Regions from separate parts of the Homo sapiens genome. Here region 1 is linked to region 2. Evidence: read pairs that join two places in POLR2A ChIA-PET (ENCODE). Cell type or tissue: GM12878. All regions are shown on one strand. Each heading gives the region's core, and the rest is flanking DNA. Links, peaks and the distances in the headings are about the cores only.

Region 1 (8,974 bases), core at 974-8,973, 90 kb before region 2:
AAATAGGATTTTAACAATACCATTTACAATAGTATAAAAATATGAAATCCTTGGGCTCAAATCTGACGAATCAGCGTAAGACCTGTACATTGAAAACTACAAACATACCTGAATGAAAGGAAAGACCCAAGTAAACGGATAAATACACTGTATTCAACAAGCCAGGATTTGAGGGTCTCCCCAGAGTGATCTATAGAGTCAATGCAATCCCAATCAAAATCCCAGCAGCTTTTTTTTTTTTTCTGGTAGAAATTAAGTGGATTCTAAAATACCTATGGAAATATGAAAAAATAAAACACAGTCGAAACAACTTTAAAGCATGACCGAAGTTAGAAGATTTACAGTCCCCTTCAAAATTGTTATAAAACTTAGCAACACCGCATGGTACTTGTATTGAGGTCGATAAATAGATCAATAATATAGAATGCTGGCCAGGCACGAGGCGGGCGGATCACAAGGTCAGGAGATCGAGACCATCCTAGCTAACAGGGTGAAACTCCGTCTCTACTAAAAATACAAAAAATTAGCCAGGCGTGGTGGCGGGCGCCTGTAGTCACAGCTGCTTGGGAGGCTGAGGCAGGAGAATGGTGCGAACCCGGGAGGTGGAGCTTGCAGTGAGCCAAGATTGCACCACTGCACTCCAGCCTGGGCGACAGAGCAAGACTCCGTATCAAAAAAAAAAAAAAGCTGTATTATTTGGCATGTATACATTTAGGAATTTTCTATATCCTTGATGAGTTGGCCTTTTTGTAATTATGACAAACCCATCTTTATCCCTGGAAATATTCCTTTGTCTAATATTAATATCACCACTCCAGCTTTCATTTGGTGAGTATAAGCATGTTGCATGGTATACATTTTTCCATCTCTTTACTTTTAACCTATTTATGTCTTTGTAGTTAAAGTTGGTTTCTTGTAGACAGCATACCGTTGGGCCTTGCTTTTTCATACAATCTGACAACCTTACATTATGTTGGAATGTTTAGAACATTTACATTTAACATAAATCAATATAGTTGGGTTAAAACCTGCTATCATGCTATTTGATTTTCAATTTGTCTTATCTCTTCTTTGTTACTTTCTCCCCATTTTCTTGTCTTCTTTTAGATTAGTTGCATTGCCTGTCTGATTCCAATTTATCTATATTATTTGCTTGCAGATATGTAAAAAGTTGAAGTTTCATTAGGGATATACATAAAATAGATGATTTTTCTAAAATAATGAGGCCAATCATGAGATGACTCATTAAGGAAAAGATCAATTGAAAAATGCATGTTTGGAAAAAAATTGCATGTTTGGACTTACCTTCAGTTATCATTAGGAAACAGAATAAAACCTAGACCAGAAGTTAAGTATTTTTTTTTTCCTAAGCTCACAATTATAGTTTCTATGATTTGAATCATCAGAAGAGCAAACTTGATAATCCTGGAAATTTAGGAGACATGAGGTCATGGAAGGTCGTGGAAGGTCCTGAAGGTGAGTATTCTGTCAGGAACGGTGTGTTCGCCTTCCTTATGCTCCTGCTAAGCCCTCTCTCTAAAGTTGTGTATTCTGCTCGAAAACTTCCCTTGCCAGAGGATACTTTTCATGAATAAATGCTCTCCAGTTCTTGTCATTGCTAAGTACAGTTCTTGGGTTACTTTGCATGTCTCTCCAATATCAATTTGATGGAGTGTCTTCGAGGAACTGGCAACGTGCCAAACACTATATGCAGGGATTTGCCTACATTCAATCATTTAATCCTCCCAACAACACTGTGAGACTGACAAGATTCTTAGCTCCCCTCCATGGCTGATGAAGTGGCATCTCAGTGAACTGAAGGAAGTTGCTGGAATTCCAACCTGTGCTGTCCAATTACCAGGCCTATGATCTTGGCCCCTAAGCTATCTTTGGGAGGGCCTGCCAGTGCTTGGATTTCCTGTTTCTGTCTCTTTCCCTGCTGGCTGAAGTTAACAATCAGTATTTCACAGGGCCCTCTGAAATTTCCTTCCCCTTCAAATATCAGCCTTATGCTGGTACTGGGGATACCCAGGGAGTGAGACGTGGTCTCCAGCTTATAGATGCTCGAAGTAAAAGAGGAGATGGAACAATTGTCACAGTTACCTATTGCCACGGTGATGCTGAGTAACAAACCACCTGTAACTCTGTGGCTTTATTCTTGCTCTCTGTCTGCAAATCATCTGGGAAAATGGGGTGGGGTGGGGTCACCTGATCTATGCTGGGCTCAAGCTACAGGATGGATCCAATTCTACTGGACACTTTGTTCTGTGACCCGTGGATTGCCTGGGGCATTTTCTCCTTGTGGCCATGGCGGAAGCCCATCAATCAAAGCAAGTCACATGGCTAAGCTCAAAGTCAAGAGGTGGAAAGTACTCTTTGCCCACCACGAGGCCATGGTAGACCCCAAGGCCATTGGGCTGTAGAACAGACAGCAGAGTGGAGAACCAGAACCGATAATTCAATTCACCTCATTTATTTTAACAGGTGAGCAAAGCAATTTGCATGACAGCAAGATGTTGCTAAGGAAGACAAAAGATAGAAGCAACTGCCTACCTTGCCAACCACATGCCTTCACAGAGGAGGTGATGTCGGTGCTGGGTCTTGAAAGGTGGGGTTTCCCAGGTGGAGAGAGAGCATGTGCAAAGGTCCAGTGGCACAAAAGGCCCCTGTGGGCTCAGAGAGAAGGAAAAAGCTTAGTGCTACTGATGTGTAGAGGGGTGCATGTGCTTGCAGGTGGGTGGGGAGGGTATGGGGCAGGGAGCTGGGTGCAGTAGAGAGAGATGAACCCAGAAAGTTGCCAGTAATGAAGATAACTAAGGTCATTAATGGGCAGGGAAGTGTCTGGTCAGGCTTGGGTTTTCAGGTAATGATTCTGGCTGCAAAGTGGAGACCAGAGAAGAGGAACAATTAAAATAATTAACATGTGTAGGTTTTTCTTTAAAAAAAAAAAAAAAGAAAGAAACAGCCAGGCATTTTACATGCCTAATTTGAACCTCACAGCAACCGAGTGAAATAGGCATTATTGGCTGGGCGCGGTGGTTCACGCCTGTAATCCCAGCACTTTGGGAGGCCGAGGTGGGCAGATCACTAGGTCAGGAGATCGAGACCATCCTGGCTAACATGGTAAAACCCCGTCTCTACTAAAAAAATACAAAAAATTAGCCGGGCGTGGTGACGGGCGCCTGTAGTCCCAGCTACTTGGGAGGCTGAGGCAGGAGAATAGCATGAACCCGGGAGGTGGAGCTTGCAGTGAGCCGAGATCGAGCCACTGCACTCCAGCCTGGGCGACAGAGCGAGACTCCCTCTCAAAAAAAAAAGAAATAGGCATTATTAATTTTAATTTTAGCATAAAAAGAAATATATTTGCATTCATTTAAAAATCTTTCCTCATTGGCCAGGCTTGACCAGCTGGGAGCTCACTGTGCTCACCCTCAGGGAATGCTAACTTTTTTCTTTTTTTTTGAGACAGAGTCTCATTCTGTCACCCAGGCTGGAGTGCAGTGGTGCGATCTCAGCTCACTGCAACCTCTGCCTTCGGGGCTCAAGCAATTCTTCTGCCTCAGCCTCCCCAGTAGCTGGGATTACAGGCATGCGCCACCACGCCTGGCTAATTTTTGTATTTTTAGTAGAGACGGAGTTTCACCATGTTGGCCAGGCTGGTCTCGAACTCCTGACCTCAGATGATCTGCCTGCCTCGGACTCCCAAAGTGCTGGGATTATAGGTGTGAGCCACCGCACCCAGCCAGAACTTTTAGTGTTGTTGTTTGCTCCTGAAGCACGGAGGTTGATGTTCTCAGCCCCATTCCCCAGATGAGGAAAGCTGAGCCCTGGAGAGCCTGAGGAACATGCCCAGCGTCTCAAGTGAGGAAATGGTGGGCTAGGATCCAAACCCAGGAGGTGGGCAGCTGGCCACTGGGCCACAGCGCCTCCCCATAGGGTGAGTCCAGAGCCCCCAACCAAAATGGCGGATGGGCTGCAGGAGAAAGGAGGGACTGATGTGGCTTCTACCTGCGTCAAGTGGACCAGGTGTGGGACGAGTTTCAGGGGAGCAGGAAGGGAAGAGAGGAGTCAAGAATCCTCGACTGGCTGGGCGTGGTGGCTCGTGCCTGTAATTCCAGCACTTTGGGAGGCCGAGGTGGGTGGTTCACGAGGTCAGGAGTTCGAGACCAGCCTGACCAACATGGTGAAACCCCATCTCTACTAAAAATACAAAAATGAGCCGGGCGTGGTGGCACTTGCCTGTAGTCCCAGCTACTCAGGAGGCTGGGGCAGGAGAATCGCTTGAATCTGGGAGGCGGAAGTTGCAGTGAGCTGAGATCACGCCACTGCACTCCAGCCTGGGTAACAGGGCGAGACCCTATCTCAAAAAAAAAAAAAAAAAAAAGGAGTCCTCGACCATGCCGTATGCTTCCAGTTACAGAATATTCTTGAACAGGCAAGCAAGTCTACAGCAAAGCAACAGAAAGCAGATCCATGGTTGCTGGGGGAGGTGGGACGCAGATGGGCGTGATGGGAACATTCTGTATCATGGTGGTAGTTGGGCGGGTATAGACATCTGTTCCTCATCCAGCTGTCCACTTAAATGGGTACACGTGCTTGTGTATAAACCCCACCCCCTGTAAGGTTGATGTTAAAAGTGCTTCTGAGGCCTCCTATTGGTGACATTGCCCAGGTCGGTGGACGTCAGGGGATCCTATTTCTTAGAACACAGGGATGTCTTTCCGTCATTTGAATTTCTGGCTAGCCGACCTTTTTCCTCCTCAGCTGGAGCCCCTACCTGCCTCGGGGGACTAGGAAAGCTTAGCAGAACCTCAGCAGGAAAGCAACTTGTTTAGCTTTTAGAGTTCTCAGTGAGACCAGAGCCCTGGGAAGGAATGAAGAGGGGAACGGGGTTGCCCACATCCTTTGCACCCCTTTTGCATCAAGAGTCAGGCCCGTGGTCCTTGGCAAACTCACGCAGGAACCGAAAACCAAATACCGCACGTTCTCACTGATAAGTGGGAGTTAAACGATGAGAAGACATGGACGCATAGAAGGGAACACCACCCACTGGGGCCTGTCGGAGGGTGGAGGGTGGGAGCGGGGAGGGGATCAGGAAGAAGAACTCATGGATACTGGGCTTAATACCTGAGTGACGAAATAGTCTGTACAACAAACCCTCGTGACACACGTTTACCTAAGTAACAAACCTGCACATCCTGCACATGTACCCTGGAAATTAAAAGTTTTTTTTAAAAAAACGATTGTTTTACAAAGTCAGTGAAAAAAGGGCCAGGCGCGGTGGCTCACGCCTGTAATCCCAGCACTTTGGGAGGCCGAAGCAGGCGGATCATGAGGTCAGTAGATCGAGACCATCCTGGCTAACACGGTGAAACCCTGTCTCTACTAAAAATACAAAAAAATTAGCCGGGCATGGTGGCGGGCGCCTGTAGTCCCAGCTACTCCGGAGGCTGAGGCAGGAGAATGGCGTGGACCCAGGAGGCGGAGCTTGCAGTGAGCCAAGATTGCACCACTGCACTCCAGCCTGGGTGACAGAGCGAGACTCCGTCTCAAAACAAAAACAAAAAGAAAAACAAAAACAAAAAAACAACAAAGTCAGTGAGAAATTTAAAAGAAAAAAAAAGGTCAGGCCTATTGAACTTCAAACTTATTATCAGCCAGAGGGGATGGAAAACCCAGTGCCTCATGGAAGGAACACCCCAAACATAAGAAGGTGGAAAATCCTCCCTCCCAGCTCCAGCAAGGTGAGCGGACAGGTGAAAAAGAGCTTCTGCCCCTGGTCGGGACCCTGGAGTCAAGGGAGGAGGCAGATTAAGGAGGAGGCTGAGAGCGAACGTGTTACGAGGCAGCTCCCTCCAGTGCAAGGTGGAGGACAGCCCTCGTGCACAGTGGAGCAGCCCCAGCCTGGGTGACTCCCCAAGCCCTGTAGGCCGATGTGGCCCGGTATGTCCAAGCTTGCTGGAGTGGGTTAACTGGTGGCCCCCAGAATGATATATCCAAGCCCTGATGCCCAGAACCCGTGAATGTGACCTTATTTGGAAAAAGAATCTGGCTGGGCACGGTGGTTCATGCCTGTAATCCCAGCACTTTGAGAGGCCGACACAGGTGAATCATCTGAGGTCAGGAGTTCGAGATCAGCCTGGCCAACATGGTGAAACCCCACCTCTACTAAAAATACAAAAGTTAGCCGGACTTGGTGGTGCACATTTGTAATCCCAGCTACTCGGGAGGCTGAGGCACGAGAATCGCTTGAACCCAGGAGGCGGAGGTTGCAGTGACCCGAGATCACACCACCGCACTCCAACCTGGGTGATGGAGCGAGACCACATCTAAAATAAATAAATAAATAAATAAATAGGCTGGCTGCGATGGCTCACGCCTGTAATCCCAGCCCTTTGGGAGGCCGAAGTGAGTGGACCACAAGGTCAAGAGATTGAGATCATCCTGGCCAACATGGTGAAACCCCGCCTCTACTAAAAATACAAAAATTAGCTGGGCGTGGTGGCGCACGCCCGTAGTCCCAGCTATTCGGGAGGCTGAGGCAGGAGAATCACTTGAACCTGGGAGGCGGAGGTTGCAGTGAGCCGAGATCAGGCCACCGCACTCCAGCCTGGGCAACAGAGTGAGACTCTGTCTCAAAAAAAAAAAAAAAAAAAGAAAGAAAAAGTATCTTTGCTGTAATCAATAGAAGGTCTTGAGATGAGGCCATCCTGGATGACCATGTGTGCCCTAAGTGCAACCATGAATGTCCGTATAAGAAGAGAAGAAGGCTACGCGAGGACAGAGGCAGCGATGGGAGTGATGCGGCCACAAGCCAAGGAACACCTGGGGCCCCTGGAAGCTGGAAGAGGCAGGAAGGATCTTCCCTCTCTCCACTCTGCAGACGCTTTGATTTCAGACCGCTGGCCTCCGGAACCGGGAGAGAACACATCTCTATTGCTAGCCACCCAGTTTGCAGCAGTTTATTAGGACATCCCCGGGAAATTAATCACGGCTCCTGTCATGTAAAAAGATCGGTGGGTGGGCTCCGTCTTTGCCTCTCTGCAAAACCGTGAAGTCCCTAAACTTCCTTCCCACTCATCTAGGGGGAGAGGAGAGGAAGGAGGGAAAGAGCGAGGGCCCTGAGTGGCTCTGAGTGCACATGGGTGGGCTAGTTGCTGCAGAGACCACTGCAAATTAACAGAGATGATATAGAGAGACTGAGGCTGAGCATGGTGGCTCACACCTGTAAGCAGCACTTTGGGAGGCAGAGGCAGGCGGATCACTTGAGGTCAGGAGTTTGAAACCAGCCTGGCCAACACGGTGAAACCCCATCTCTACTAAAAATACAAAAATTAGCCAGGCATGGTGGTACAAGCCTGTAATCCCAGTACTTCGGGAGTCTGAGGCAGGCAGATCGCTTGACATCAGGGGTTTGAAACCAGTCTGGCCAACATGATAAAACCCCGTCTCTACTAAAAATACAAAAATTAGCCGGGCATGGTGGCACATGCCTGTAATCCCAAATACTGGGGAGGCTGAGGCAGGAGAATCACTTGAGCCCCGAAGGCGGAGGTTGCAGTGAGCTGAGATTGCACCACTGCACTCCAGTCTGGGTGACAGAGTGAGGCTCCGACTCAGAAAAAAAAAAAAAGAAACCAAGAGATGTCCTGTTGTCAAGGTTAAGTACTACCCCACCCCTCAACTGCCCTGTTAGGGAAAATAAGGCAGTTGCATTTTCAGACACGCAAGTGGGACCCGCCGAGATTAAAAATGCAAGAAGCAGCGGTTCACAGGATGCCGAGGATGACTGGACTTCCTGTCCACCCCCTGGGCCTGGCCAGAGCTTCTGCAGGCACTTCAGGCTCCCCTGATGGTGGCGGTGATGCCGTGGGTGCTCGGGGACAGTGGGAATGCAGTGACACCACTCGGGCTAGAGAACCCCCCGGAGGCTCTTGCATTGGTCGTCCTGGGCCATGCACAGCCTGGAACTGGCCGCTATCCAATTTTGCATCTGGGAAGTGTTCATCGATTGCTAGAAAAATAATCAGGTCGAACGCAGGCCATTTCCGGTAAAGAGGCTCTAGGGAAGCACCTTCAGGCCAGATGACTCAGGACTGTGCGGAGTGTGTGTGGTCTGGGAGCCGGCTGCCTGCCGGGCCCGGGTGCTCTGCAGGGAAACAGTTGGCTGCCTGAGGGCTCATTCATGGCTGTTTCCCCTGGAAGGGCGGCGCAGGAGCCCGGTTCTGCAGCCCTGCCGACGCCGTGTCACAGACACAGCTCTTCATGGATGCATCTGGTTTCCCATGGCTGCGGTAACAAGTGACCACAAGGTTGGCGGCTGGAAACAGCTTAAGTATCCCATCTTACGGTTCTGGAGGTCAGAAGTCTGAGATCGGCATCACTGGGCTAAAGTCAAGGTGTGGGCGGGGCTGGTTGCTCCTGGAACCTCCAGGGGAGAATCGTCTCCTTGACTTTTCCAGCTTCTAGAGGCTGCCTGTACTCCTGGGCTCATGGCCCCTTCGTCCATCCTCAGAGTGCATCACTCCAACCTCGGCTTCCATCATCACAGCACCTTCTCTTCTGACGCTGACCCTCTGGCCTCCCTCTTACAAGGGAGGCTTGTGATTCCGTGGGGGCCACAGGAGAATTCAGGCCGCTCTTCCCATGTCACCACCCTTAGCAGAATCACGTCTGCAGAGGCCCCGTTACAATGAATGCTGGGTCCAATCGCGTTTCCCAAAAATCCATGTCCACCTGGGACCTCAGAATGGGACCTTATATGGAACTAGGGTCTCTGCAGATGTAATCACATTAAGATGATGTCACACTCAACTAGGATGGGCCCTAATCTAGTGCCTGATGTCTTCATAAGAAGAGGAAAGTTTGGACACAGATGCACCGGGAAGGTGGCCATGTGAAGAGGAAGTCGGAGATTGGAATGGCCACAGACGGGACATCAGGCATTGCCGGCCACCAGAAGCTGAGACATGTG
Region 2 (8,000 bases), core at 1-8,000:
GCATTTTTTTCCCACAAAAAAATGGGATCAAATGATAGTTACATACTAGTCATATAAAGCTACATCGTAATATAGTTACATAGAGTTAAATAAGATTAGGGAGCCTGGAGTCCAACAGACCTGGGCCCTGTTTCTTACCAGCTTTGTGACCCCGAGTAAGCCACCTGATTTCCTTGAGCCTCAGTTTTCTCATCTGTGAAATAGGGATAATCATAAACCCTGCCCCACAGGGCTGTTGGGAGGTGAACGGAAATGGTGCCTACCTATTGCCAGTAAGAAGTGGCAGTGGCTGGGCGTGGTGGCTCACGCCTGTAATCCCAGCACTTTGGGAGGCCGAGGCAGGCAGATCATGAGGTCAGGAGATCGAGACCATCCTGGCTAACATGATGAAACCCCCGTCTCTACTAAAAATACAAAAAATTAGCCAGGCGTGGTGGCACACGCCTGTAGTCCCAGCTACCCGGGAGGCTGAGGCAGGAGAATGGCGTGAACCCGGGAGGCGGAGCTTGCAGTGAGCTGAGATCGCGCCACCGCACTCCAGCCTGGGCGACAGAGTGAGACTCCATCTCAAAAAAAAAAAGAAGTGGCAGTAAGAAGCACTCTGCAAATGAGGGTTATGTTGATTACTCCGTATTTCCACTCGAGACCATACCTTTATGGAAATCTATGACCATAAGTCATTGGTAGTGACTGTGAATGACTGTAGCGCGTTTCTCTTCGTAGCTGGTGTGAGTCCTTTCCATCCCAGGGAGCAGATCCTCCCCTAGTAAGTAGTCTTCTCCAGGAATGCTTGCACACACCGTGACTGTTTCCTTAAATCCCTAGAAGTGGGCCGGGTGTGATGACGCAAGCCTGTAATCCCAGCACTGTGGGAAGCAGTGGTGGGTGGATCACCTGAGGTCAGGTGAGGCAGGAGAATCACTTGAACCCGGGAGGTAGAGGCTGTAGTGAGCCGGGATTGTGTCACTGCACTCCAGCCTGGGCAACAAGAGCAAAACTCTGTCTCAAAAAAAAGAAAAAAAGACCAAACAAAGTCCCTAGAAGTGAAATTCCTAAGTGGGGCCTTTCCTGAGTGTCATTCAGAAAGGGCACTCAGCCTCCCAAGTAGCTGGGATTACAGGCATGCACCACCATGCCCGGCTAATTTTTGTATTTTTAGTAGAGATTGGATCTCGCCCTGTTGGCCAGGCTGGTCTCCAACTCCTGACCTCAGGTGATCTGCCTGGCTTGGCCTCCCAAAGTGCTGGGATCACAGGTGTGAGCCACCGCACTCGGCCGCCATGATTATCTCTTTAAAGATCTGCAAATACAGTCACATTCTGAGGTGCACTTGAGGGTTAGGACATTAACATATGGATTTTGAGGGACCACAGGCGAGCTCGTAACAGGGCAATGTTGAAGATTTCATATTTGAGGGACGTTCTTTAGAGAAGGAATAAAATCAAGGCTGTAACTTGCCCTGGGCCCCTGGACGCTCAGGCCTTCCTGCCTCCTGGGACACGGCCCCTGCTTCCACTGCCAGCCTCCTGGGCACTTTGTGCAGCGGGCTTGCCCTGTCTGTGAAGATGCCACAGCATCACTTGTACCCAGATCGTGCCCATTCTTCCCGGGACCCCTGCCCGGTGACTCTGCCATCGGCAGCCCTGAAGAGCCCAAGTAGACAGCTTCCACGTTTTCTCCTTCAGCACGTGCGGCCTTTGATTGGGAAAAGCTTAATGAAGGGAAATTCCACTGATTTAATGGGAGGGAAATGAAGCAGCTGATTAGGAGGAATTTCCTGGCCGGGCTGGAAAGAAATCCCAGGACATCAATTTATTGAGCTCTTTGTACCCTCTTTGAGAGAAAACAGTCTTCCTGAGCAGCGCAGCCAGCTGGGATTTGTTCCCTGTCGGGCTGATTCATGAGAACATCACAGCAGTGCCCTGTGGGCTGGGGACAGGGACCTCATTGTGGGGGCCCCATTGGTAGGCCCCTGGGGAGGGCAGGGATGGAGAGAAGGCCCCCGAAGCAGCTTTCCCACCCGCCCCACTATCACCCAGGGTGTGGGGGGCTGTCGGTCTTTCTCTCTTCCTGTGACACCCACCCAAATCGCCACTGTCGCTGTCTTTGTAGGTGTCTTCCAGGCATCCCTCCCAAGCACACATGTCACTGGTGCCTTCTGTACTCTAGAAAGATTTTAGTGATTTTCTGCAGCATTTCCAGAGTTAAGACTTTGCTTTTCTTGCTCCTCAGACTCTCTGCTCCTCCGTCCTGTGGACTGGCATCTGTGATAATGCTTGGGTTCAGCTTTTCTGTGCCTCAGTTTCCTCACCTATAAAGGGGGGAATAATATTACCTGCCCCCTGGGGTGGTGGCAGGGCAGGAGGTCTCCAGGTGGGGTCCCCAGGCCAACAGTGTCCAGATCAACCCAGAGCTTGTTGGAAAAGCACATCCTCCGGCCCCACCCAGCTCTGCTGAATCGGAATCTCTGGGAGGGGCCCAGCAGCCTGCGTCTGAGCAGGTCCTCGGGGGCATCGTGCTGCATGCTCGACTGTGACAGCTGCCGTTCTAAGAGTCACGCGAACCTGGCAAACCTGACACAAGTCAGTCAGCACACACGTCCCACCCTTGCTCCAGCCTGGCCTGGGGGAGAGTGCAGAGCCTGTTAGATGTGGAAATAACAGCTCAATAGTTTCTGTTTCTTAGGGTTTCTGGACACATAGAGGGATTTTCAGTGACCCAACCCTTGAGATTCTCAGCGCTGAGTTGTCCAGTACAGTAGCCACCAACGGTGGGTGCTCACTGAGACCTAAAATGGGCTTATCCTGAGCCCGTTTGGAGATGTGCATAAGTGTGAAAAACACACCGCATCTTCAAGATTTTATACCCTTGATTCTGATATTATTTTGCTACTAAGAGTCATTCAGCCAGGCGTGGTGGCTCACACCTGTAATCCCAGCACTTTGGGAGGTCGAGACGGGCAGATCACTTGAGGTCAGGAGTTCGAGACCAGCCTGACCAACATGGTGAAGCCCCGTCTCTACTAAAAATACAGAAATTAGCTGGGCATGGTGGTGCACGCCTGTAATGCCAGCTACTCGGGAGGCTGAGGCAGGAGAATCGCTTGAAACCAGGAGGCGGAGGTTGCACTGAGCCGAGATTCCACCACTGTACTCCAGCCTGGGTGACAGAGCGAGACTCCATCTCAAAAAAAAAAAAAAAAAAAAAAAGTCACTCATTCACTGAATATTCATCACGCACCTGTGCTGGGACCCAGGGCACAGATGATTGAGCCCTAGAACTCACAGCTCAGAAGGGGAGTGAGCACTGGAGCCCCCAACAGGGTGATGGCCGGGACAGTATGTGGCGCCCGCTGCACTGGGGACACTGCTCCCCCAGTCCCCAGCAGGGTCACCTTGGGCAGTCTCCCTGGGCCTTGGCAGCTCCTCTCTCTAATGGGTTGCCATGAGAATTATGTGAGAGGTGTGTGTCCAGCCCTCGGCTAGCGGCTCACAGTAAGCATGACATGAAACCCAGGGGCACCTGTTGCCACAACTTCAAAAGATGCCATGGTTCTTTTCTCATAGGGTCAGGTGGCTGGATCCTAAGAAATGGCCTACATGACTTATCTCTCAGGATGAGGGGTCAGGGATCTTCCAGGAATTCATTCTTTCATCCTTGCTTCCATCCTTCCAACGCTCACTCCATGCAGGCATCATACACTTAGGGAGCGCTGACGATGTCCCTGGCACCCAGGATCCCACAGGGAGCACAACAGCAGACCTCTGCCGTCATGGGATTTGCCATCTAGTGAGAGGACACAGTGCAGAAATGACAATGCCAGCAGCAGGGCCCAGGGGGTCACTGTTGTGGAGGGACAGTTCAGGGAGGCATCAAGAGGGCTAGTCTTACTGTCCAGAGGGGACTCCTTGGGGACATGGCTCCCAAGAGAACCCTGCAGAGACACCTGGGTGTGGCCATGCCCTGTCCTTTCCTTATTTAGGTGGGATCTCAGCCACCATCTCTGCACAAAGCAGAGGCTGGGAAATTTCCCAGGAGCTTATTCCCAATAGGGGCTGTGGAAACCCAGCCTGGAGTCAGAGGGTGGCTCTGTCCCTGACGGCTGGTAAGCCCTTGGCGAGGGGGCGGTCACAGGCAGTCCCAAGGGAGACGTAGATGTTGTATATACTGTGACCAGTTCACAGCAAACTGTACTTTAAATGTAGGGAATCCTTCAATCACACAAACCACCAAAACCCCCAAACAGGATTCTCAGCACACGGGGCCGAAGGTCAGTTCTGCTTCACAGTGGTTTTGGTTTAGCAATGATCCTCCTCTAGAAGAGGACTTCCTGGACGTTTTGAAAGGCAGCCATGCAGAAATGAGGCAACATAAGAGACTAGCACCTGCTCTCTCACCCCTGCCCACCTGGGTATCAAAGGAAAGAAAAGACATCAGGAAGAGCTTTCAATACTGGGACGAAGGTGTCTGAATATTCTTGGGGAAATGCCGGACATCTGGGTGAATGTCAGTTCAGAATTTTTCTTAGACCAGAACCATTTTTTAACACAGATTTTGCAAGAGATTGGGAAATATATAAACAATGACAGTGAGCATTCTTGGCCACTTGATTTTTTAAAATGTCACCTTTATACAAAGGTATATATGGGTGCACAGCCATCTGAATCGCAAATTCATTCACCTAACACTCATGGGCAGCCCCTGCGCTAGGGACTGGGGACACTGCCGGGAACAGAAGAGAGAAAAATCCCTGTCCTCATAGGGGTGTGGTCTGCTGTGGCAAGTGCAGCAGAGATATGATGTGAGCACACATGGGATTCTAAAGTTTCTAGAAGCCAAAGGAAGAAGTAATGGAAGGGAAATTTTAGGATGCATTTTACTTATCCCAATATATCCATATTATTTCAGTATGTAATCAATAGAAAATTATTATTAGAAATAAGAAATTTACATTCTTTTTTGGGTATAAGGTCTTGGAGATCTGGTGTGTGTTTCACCCTTAGGCACATCTCCATTTGGACGAGCCCATTTTGGGTCTCAGTGAGTACCCACGGCTGGTGGCTACTGTATTAGACAACTCAGCACCGAGAATCTCAAGGGTCAGGTGACTGAAGATCTCGCTATGGGTCTAGAAATCCTGAGAAACAGAAGATACTAAGCTATCATTTCCAGATCTAAGGAGCCCTGCACTCTCCCCCAAGCCAGGCTGCCCCGAGGCTGGGACATGAGGTTCTCTGTGCTCTGCAGAGGAGCTGCTGATAGCAGACAGGCAGGTTCCCCTCCTCCACTCGTATTCCAAACTTCCACCAGCTCTGCACACGTTAGCACATCTCATTCCCCAACAGCCCTGCAAAGTAGGAACCGTCATTATCCCTATTTTATCAGTAAAGGAAGGGAAGCACAGAGAGGTTAAACGACTTGCCCAAGGTCACCCAGCCTACCAGGGGCAGAGCTGGGACTCAAACCTAGGCCGCCTGTACCAGAATCCATGCTTTTAAGCAGCACTCATGACTTCCTCAGCCTGGACAGGCCACTGAACTTGGGGCACAGACCCTTCCCAAGAAGGGGCCAGGGAGACCCTTGAATGCCAAGATATACTTGTTCCTGTCTTTACGATACAAGAAATACATACTTATTATTTAAATAATACATCCAGAGAGCAAAAAGTAAGAGTCCCAACAGGTGCCCTGTTAACCTCAGTTAACTGCTGATTTATAACTTTTCTTGACCTGTTTTTCCCCCGTGCACATAAAACTCACATACAAATCAAAACGGAGATTGTATTATACGTGCTAGTCTGAAACTTTTCCCCCCTAAGAATAATGATATATTTCATCAAATGAGATGAAGAGGTTTGACAGTTCCCTAGAGTGTGGGCTTTGTGAGGATAGTTCACTCACCACTTGTGCATACCCAGCCTGCGTTGCCCACATTCTCACTTTGAAGGGAGGGCAAGGTTTAAACCTAGCAGGGGCGATGGCATTTGTAGCTCCCGGCTACTGAGCACCTGCTGGATGCTCGCCTCTGGCCCAGGTACCTCCCTGGAGAGGCTCATGGACTTTTTACAGTGTCCCTAAGGAGTGGGCACTTTGAGGAACCCAGTTTACAGATGGGGAAACTGAGGCTCAGAGAAAAGGGTTAACCAGCCCAAGGTCCTAAAGATGAGAGCTAAACCTGTACCTGTCTAACTTTGAAATTTTCCTGAGGGATCAATAGAGGGGTGAGACTCTGGGAGAACAAGATTGGAATCCTTTTTTTTTTTTTTTGGAGATGGAGTCTCCCTCTGTTGCCCAGGCTGGGATGCAGTGGCGCGATCTCCACTCACTGCAACCTCTGCCTCCTGGGTTCAGTGATTATCCTGCCTCAGCCTCCCAGGTAGCTGGGATTACAGGCACCCGCCACCACACCTGGCTAATTTTTTTCATATATATATATGTTTAGTAGAGATGGGATTTCACCATGTTGGCCAGGCTGGTCTCGAATTCGTGACCTCAAGTGATCCGCCCACCTCAGCCTCCCAAAGTGCTGGGAGTACAGGTGTGAGCCACCGTGCCCAGCCAGGATTGGAATCCTTTAAAAAAAAAGACTATATATAGAGAGAGACACACACACACAGACACATACACATATACAGACAGTCTTAGACACTTAAGATCGTTCAACTTATGACTTTTCAACTTTATAATGGTGTGAGAGCCATATGTATTCAGCAAAAACCATACTTCAAATTTTGCATTTTGATTGAAAATTCTTTATACTAACTTCCTTGTAAAATAGGCCTGTGTTAGGTGATTTTGCTCAGCTGTGGGCTAAGGTCAGTGTCCTGAGCACACGGAAGGTAGGCGAGGCTGAGCTGTGATGGAGGCGAGGTGTATTCAGTGCATTTCCGATGTGGACTTCTGACTTCCGATGGGTTTATCAGGACGCGACCCACCGTAAGTCAGGGAGCATCTGTGTCCACAGTCATGTATGTACACTCATACATATAGAGACAGTTATATACATATAAATGATATTTCTTAATAATTAAAAATAAATTACACTTTTTAAAAGCCAGAAGACTAAGCACTCAGGGGTTCCTCTTCTGCCGTCCTTTTAGTGCTGGCTTCAGGACTCCACAGGGCAGCTTCCCTGTCTGCCTCTGGAACCAGAACCGGCCGTCCACCCTCCTTAATCCCGTCTGTGTGTTGGGTGATGCCAAAAGGCAAGCTCTTCCTCCTCAGGTCACTTTCAAGGCAATTGAGGGGGATGCAGCCCCACGTGCCTGTCCCTGGCTGGCCTCTAGGAGGGAGCCCCGTGCTTCTGGGGAGCTCTTCAGAGAGTCCCTGGATTGTTCCTGCCCCTTTACTCTGGCCTTTAAAGGGCCTTTCTAGGCCGGGTGCGGCGGCTCATGCCTGTAATCCAGGTACATTGGGAGGCTGAGGTGGGAGGATCACATGAGGCCAGGAGTTCAAGACCAGCTTGACCAACAGGGTGTAATCCCATCTCTACTAAAAATACAAAAAAAAAAAAAAAAGCCGGGCATGGTGGCATGCACCTGTAGTCCCAGGTACTTGGGAGGCTGAGGTAGGAGAATTGATTGAACCCAGGAGGTGGAGGAGGCTACAGTGAGTGGAGATTGCACCACTGCACTCTAGCCTCGGTGACAGAGCAAGACCGTGTCTCAAAAAGACTAGAGAAACCTCAACAATATAGTGAAAATAATTTTAAGATCTTCATAGCACTCAACTTCCCATACCCAGAAACAACCTCTGTAAACATTCCAGTGTATTTTCTTTCAGGTTTCTTCTGTGTTTACATATAAACACGCCTTTTTTTGTTGTTTGTTTGTTTGTTTGAGACGGAGTTTCAGAGTTTCGCTGTTTTGCCCAGGCTGGAGTGCAGCGGCTTGACCTCGGCTCATTGCAACCTCTGCCCCGCAGGTTCAAGTGATTCTCATGCCTCAGCCTCCCAAGTAGCTGGGATTACAGGCACCCACTGCCAGGCCCGGCTAATTTTTG

The links. Peaks named below come from ENCODE experiments on the same cell type or tissue, not always from the same donor. Only the 100,000 strongest peaks of a DNase experiment are listed, where the experiment ranks them.
Region 1: POLR2A ChIA-PET joins it to region 2 with 8 read pairs; 4 of 35 experiments call an interaction of 5 or more read pairs at or near these places.

Annotation. Positions count from the first base shown.
Region 1 is chr16:84,798,641-84,807,614 of GRCh38, forward strand. LOC105371378 (a long non-coding RNA gene) reads left to right here. Exons shown (of 3, transcript XR_001752293.2): 3 at 1,372-1,622. Among named protein-coding and RNA genes, the nearest start is that of CRISPLD2, 17 kb to the right of the region's middle. RefSeq lists enhancers at 5,708-6,208, 7,376-7,954, 7,955-8,531 and a silencer at 7,916-8,115. In GM12878, for the core only: no CTCF peak of the experiment used is centred there; a DNase peak (open chromatin) is centred at 7,731.
Region 2 is chr16:84,889,790-84,897,789 of GRCh38, forward strand. The region is part of intron 14 of CRISPLD2 (cysteine rich secretory protein LCCL domain containing 2); the gene reads left to right. Among named protein-coding and RNA genes, the nearest start is that of LINC02176, 34 kb to the right of the region's middle. In GM12878, for the core only: no CTCF peak of the experiment used is centred there; a DNase peak (open chromatin) is centred at 4,242.